Linked DNA regions of Homo sapiens: region 1 is linked to region 2. The links are chromatin loops, found by intact Hi-C in ENCODE. Cell type or tissue: endothelial cell of umbilical vein. All regions are shown on one strand. Links, peaks and the distances in the headings refer to the core of each region. The heading gives the core; the rest is flanking DNA.

The links. Hi-C counts contacts between places; a loop is a spot of excess contacts. Peaks named below come from ENCODE experiments on the same cell type or tissue, not always from the same donor. Only the 100,000 strongest peaks of a DNase experiment are listed, where the experiment ranks them.
Region 1: a loop joins it to region 2, with 4 times the contacts of the local background. A loop is called at or near these places in 9 of 110 quality-filtered maps.

What each region holds. Positions count from the first base shown.
Region 1 is chr3:69,210,966-69,213,885 of GRCh38, reverse strand. The region is part of intron 11 of FRMD4B (FERM domain containing 4B); the gene reads left to right. Among named protein-coding and RNA genes, the nearest start is that of LMOD3, 90 kb to the right of the region's middle. In endothelial cell of umbilical vein, for the core only: no CTCF peak of the experiment used is centred there; a DNase peak (open chromatin) is centred at 1,235; H3K27ac peaks cover 1,950 bases.
Region 2 is chr3:69,305,175-69,308,094 of GRCh38, reverse strand. The region is part of intron 3 of FRMD4B (FERM domain containing 4B); the gene reads left to right. Among named protein-coding and RNA genes, the nearest start is that of FRMD4B, 79 kb to the left of the region's middle. In endothelial cell of umbilical vein, for the core only: a CTCF peak has its summit at 1,521 (motif pointing right); a DNase peak (open chromatin) is centred at 1,524; H3K27ac peaks cover 260 bases.

The DNA.
Region 1 (2,920 bases), core at 97-2,596, 94 kb after region 2:
AGCAATGTGACAAGACCCCATCTCTACAAAAAAAAAGAAAAAGAAAACTTAACAAATTAGCCAGGCATGGTGGCAAATGCCTGTAGTCCCAGTTATACAGGAGGCTGAGGTAGAAGGATCACTTGAGCCTGGGAGGTTGAGGCTGCAATGAACTATGATCATGCCACTGCACTCCGGCCTGGGTGACAGAGCAAAACCTTGTGTCAGAAAAAAAAAAAAAAAAATCAATGAAAACAACAGCGCATCATTCAACAAGCAGTAGAGGACAATGAGAGAGCATGTTTGTAATCATACTGTTAACATTTTTATTCTATAAGCTCTGTGACCAAGATCAATTTAAGGAATACTTAATTAATTTCCAGGAGGAGTATAAGTACTATTGTTCCTGCTTATATTTCAAAATTGACTTCTAAAACCTAATTTCTAATCAATAATATTAGAAATGAAGGATACCCAATTTTTTCAAATATTTTTTAAAATCAATTTTATTTATTGTTAGCTTTTTTTTTTTTTTTTACCCAGAGTAAGAAATACTCATGAGGGCAAGGAAGAAAAAATGGCAGCAAACACTACAAAAAAATGCTTTAGGGGAAGAAGTCTTCTGCAATCCCCATTTTTCCTCCATGACAACCAGCAACTGTTAAAAAAATGGTACCAGTTCATTTAGATTTTGTCAGTGTATATTCTAAGCATTTACAAAGACAGAGAAATCTAATATATACAGTGTTTCATACCTTGCCATATTTCTCTAGCTCACTTATAAACCGATTTCTTTTCACTTTTTTAAAGCTGCCTAGTGCTTCATGATGTGGAAATACATAATTTATTTAACCACTTCACTTTTGATGGACATCATACTTGTTTCCATTTGTAGGAGTGGAGAGAGTTTGCAGAGCATAATAAAAAAACCCAGTCAAACAAATACCTTACCCTAGTTTATCTATTTTGCAAGACCAAAATGCTGTCTATCATGTTTTCTTAAGGTAGACCTCACTTGTATTGAGATTTTTTTGCTAACTTATTTCTCTTCTGAATTTTACTTAAGAAATAACACTCAGGAGTCTTACTGGTTTTTCTGAATCTTCCATGTAAAATATTAGGACAACTCACAAGTAATTTATTAGCTAATGTGGCTTGATAAGATTGAGCTTCCAGCAGAATGTAAATGCATCTGCTAACAGCAACCAGGCTTTGTCCCAAAACAGTAGTGAATCAGAATCTGCACAGTAAATATTGCAGTTAATTTCCTCTCCTGTACTTATGACTCACAGGCCTTTCTTTACGTTCACAGTTTCATAGAAATTGGCAAATACTTCTTGACACTGATCATAATCAGTTTTGCTTGTTCATTCCAGAGTCTAGAAAAGGGTCAGAAGCTACTTCCTTTTTTGGATTTGCAGGGTTTTTTTATTTCAGTTCCAAAACATGCCACTCCATTTTTAAAAAGACCCTACACAGTCCATCTTTTGTTATCGCTTTTTTTCTTTTTTTTCTTTTTTTTTTTCTTTTTTTTTTTTTTTTTTTTTGAGACGGGGTTTCGCTCTGTTGCCCAGGCTGGAGTGCAATGGCACGATCTTGGCTCACTGCAACCTCCACCTCCTGGGTTCAAGTGATTCTCCTACCTCAGCCTCCCGAGAAGCTGGGATTACAGGTGCCTGCCACCATGCCTGGCTAATTTTTGTATTTTTAGTAGAGACAGGTTTTCACCATGCTGGCCAAGCTGGTCTCGAACTCCTGACCTCAGGCAATCCACCTGCCTCGGGCCTCCCAAAGTGCTGGGAATACAGGCGTGAGCCACCATGCCCGGCCCATGTTATCACTTTCTTGCCTTCTCTTTCTCCGTTTTTTTTTTTGGGGGGTGTCTACTCTGTGCCATTGTTTATTTCTTCCTTTCTTCTTTTGTTAAAATCTGACAATGGATTTTGCTTCCATATATTTATTTTTTATGTCCAGACAATGTAAGGATTGAGGCTGTTTTACAAGTCCCTCTCCTGGCCTAGTTTGCACAAATGAAAGAATGCATAATTTAAAGGACCATGAGCACAGCCTTCTATTAAAGGAGGATCATGCTTCAGCTGTTTGTGTGGACCTGTGCAGGCTGCAAGTTTACCAATGGACCAGCAGGAATGAAGGTCAAATTGGCAAACTGTAATGAAACAAAGGCTATAATGAGAGGCCTTAAGGTGCTCAGCCTCTTGAGCCACATCCCGTCTTGTTACAATTATGTGGCTTAAAAGCAGGCCAGAAGAAGGGAAATTTACTGAGAATAAGTACTAAGAATAAGAAAACTGATGCCGAAAGGCTGTTTTGAAAAGGAGTTGTTCCAAGATCTCCCAGCAGTGACCTTCAGACCTTTCTGTATCAGTTATCACCTGTGAATGTTAAGGGCAGGGAGGTATTTGTTTGACCTCCCAGGGCATCCAGCAGATGCTCTTCAAGTCTTTTATTTATATGGCTTTTTTTTGCCAGTCTGGGGTGCCAACAAGTTGTTTTCAACCAGTGTGTAGTGTAGTACAGTGATGCAGGGAAAGAGTTTGGGAGACATCCCAACCTCTGCCCCTGGTGTCTATTTACTGTGCCACCTTGAGCATGTTGTTTAATCTCTCTTTAAAAGTGGTTTTCTCATCTGCACAAGGGTATTGCCACCAACTGTGTAGGGTGGTTGTAAGACCTAGAGGACAAATTTAGCACCATAGCTGATACGCCATCATCATTAGTAGTAGTGAGAAGACAGACAATAAAAGAGTATGGGAAATATTCTTGGATCACTGGTTAGAGAGGGACACAACATTGCTACAAGCCCACAGCTTTAGTGTACTAAGAATCCACTCTCAAATTTTCTTTCTTTTTTTTTTTTTTTTTCGAGATGGCATTTCACTCACTCTTGTTGCCCCGGGTGGAGTGCAATGGCACGAGCTCA
Region 2 (2,920 bases), core at 204-2,703:
TGGAGCAGGCGTCACACAGACGAGTAACTAAAATTGGATCTTGCAGGTAAGGTAGACTTTAAATAGATGGGAGGGGAGATGAGAGGTGACATCCTAGGCAAGAGTTATTTTGTGGGCAAATGCATGAACATGGCAACGAACAAGGTACATTTGCCCAAGGGTGAAGACGTTGGCCTGATCGTGGGGACAAGATCATAGGTGAGCCTTGTTAGTCACACAGATGGAGGAGGCACACCCAGTCCATGGAAGGATGTTATAGGGAGGAGGAATGCGGCTTTGACTTGCAGTGTCAGAGGTCCCTCAGACTGCAAGGTTTGTGGCAGACTGGAAAAGAGGGTCCTGGCCACATGGGAGGCTTCAGGAAAAGCTCCAAGCTCAGTTGAATATAAACCAGACAGTGCGTAAGTAAGGGGTTCAGACTGTAAGACCTTCTCTTCGGAAAGAAAAGAAATAGTAGGCCGGGTGTGGTGGCTCACGCCTGTAATCTCAACACTTTGGAGGCTGAGGAGGGTGGATCACCTGAGGTCAGGAGTTTGTGACCAGCCTGGGCAACACGGCAAAACCCCGTCTTACTAAAAATACAAAAATTAGCTGGGCGTGGTGGTGGGCGCCTGTAATCCCAGCTACTCAGGCACCTGAGGCATGAGGATCACTTAAACCCAGGAGGTGGAGGTTGCAGTGAACCGAGATTGTGCCACTCCAGCCTGGGTGACAAAGCGAGACACTGTCCAAAAAGGAAAAGAAAAGGAATAATGGGAATGACTTCCTTCAGTTATTTGGGCCACCCTTCTTGTTGTCTGCCCTGAGATTTCTTTCTCAAAACTACGCTGGGAGAAGAATGGTTCACACAGCCTTTTTCCCAGTTACCTCCTTTGGTTCAACCAAAGGAGGTAACTATAGTCATGGTCTTTCCAAGAACCCCGGCTCCACAATGTCCTCTGTGCACTCCCCGGCAAGTGACGGCAGAGTCTCTTTTTGAATTATGACCAGTTTGGGGAGGTGTCTCCTGGCTCTAGTCGTGTTTATTTTCAGAAGAAGTATGAGCGGGGCTGTTGAGGGGGTGGAAATTGGCCATTTCTACCTTTCTGGGGAGCGGGCCTGGAATATTGCTTATGTCTAAGGGTGTCTCCTTGGAATGTCTTGGTCACAAGCCTAGTTCTTTTTCTTTGGTAAATATTTTTGGAAAGTATTTTCTTTCAGCACTTTCCTCCTGCCTCCCTTCGCCCCCGTAAAACCACTGAGTGAGGGCCCTCCCAGGATGCCGTCTGAGTTTATTTTCCAGCCTAGATGCCACATGCGTCTTTTGTCTTTGGTAAAGCTGAAAGGAACATTTTGTCAATGAAAGTAGCTACTGTCTACAACTCATCCACAGGCCAAGAGGAGAAACGGAAAAATAGATGGCAATTACGCAATAAAAGCAGTGATGATGACCAACAACCACAGATTCAAGGTCACGTTACTGGGAGAGGGATAGCATTTCTGAGATTACGCTTGTTAGGGCCTTGCGCAGCTCTGTGTGCAAAGTTAGTCTTTCACCCCTAGAGGGCAGTCACGGCCCTCCTGAGGCACCAGTCCTTCAGGTCACCGTAGTGGTTCCATCTCTTCACCCATTTCACTTTTTGTTTTGCCTTCTCATGTTTTGAAAGGCTTTGCTAAATAAGCTTTGTTTACCAAGAAATAACAGATAGACTTTACAACACAACTGTGACTTTTGATCACTGTCCCTTCCAATGGGACTGTGACAATGGGCCTTCTGTTGATGCAATTCTAGCCAAAAATAAAACTTGCTTTGTGGTTGGTCTGCACTCCTGAGAGGGGTAGATATGATTGTCTTTTTAAGATATTGGTTAGATCTATTATATTTGCTGATGGGAAAATTTGACAAAAGCAAGTTATAAGCAATAAGTAACCTTTATATTTCAGTGGTAGAATTATGGGCATTTTTTAAAAAATTCTTCTAGACTTTTTCCTATTGATGAGATTGTGGGTGGATTTTTTAAAATCTAATTTGTAATTTATCCTTTTAAAAAACTATTTCTTATAATATATGCATGAATATCTTCTTTAATGTCATGGTTGAGTCCAGTCCCTTTTGATTACTTTCCCACTGCAACTGTAGTTTCTTCCACAGAGGTAACCAGTACTAGCAAGCTGCTGTGTGACTCTCCAGAAATATATCTAAAAATGTTCATCAATATTTAATAGTGTTTTGAATGTGCATCTGTGGTTAACATAATTGGTTTATGCTGTATATGCTATTGTACAACTTGCTTCATTCATTCATAGACACCATTCCATGCAAGTTCATACAAATATACATTATGCTTTCAATTTATTTTCAGAGACAGGGTCTCTCTCTGTTTCCCAGGCTGGAGTGCAGTGGCATGATCATAGCTCACTGTAGCCTTGAACTCCTGGGCTCCAGTGATCCTCCTGCCTCAACCTCCTGAAATGCTGAGATTACAGGTGTGAGCCACCATGTCTAGCCTATTTTGCTTTTAAAATGATGCATCTTTCCTAAGAAAACTTTTGAGATCTGATACTATCAAATATGTTATGTATTTTAAGACACACATTTAAACGTCTGTGAAATTGGGATGTGTCTTTATATCAGTGGCATCCTAAACTTGATGAAATAGAGTGTAAGACTCTCTTAACGTCAGTCTCCTATCTTATTTTGTTTTACACACAAAAGCAGTAGTTCTAAGGACCTTCCCTTGTGTTACTTAATCAGCTTATTTATCTTTATAATATTCTTGCAAGGAAAGCTGGAAACAGGTATCAGAAGCCTTGTCTTGTAACTATGGAAACAAAGACACACTCTTTCCGGCATTTAACCTGCTGAGTATCAGAGACTGAGTCAGAAGTCATTATAAAAGCTGATTCAACCCTCTAGTCTCATTTTCTCCAGTACTGAAAG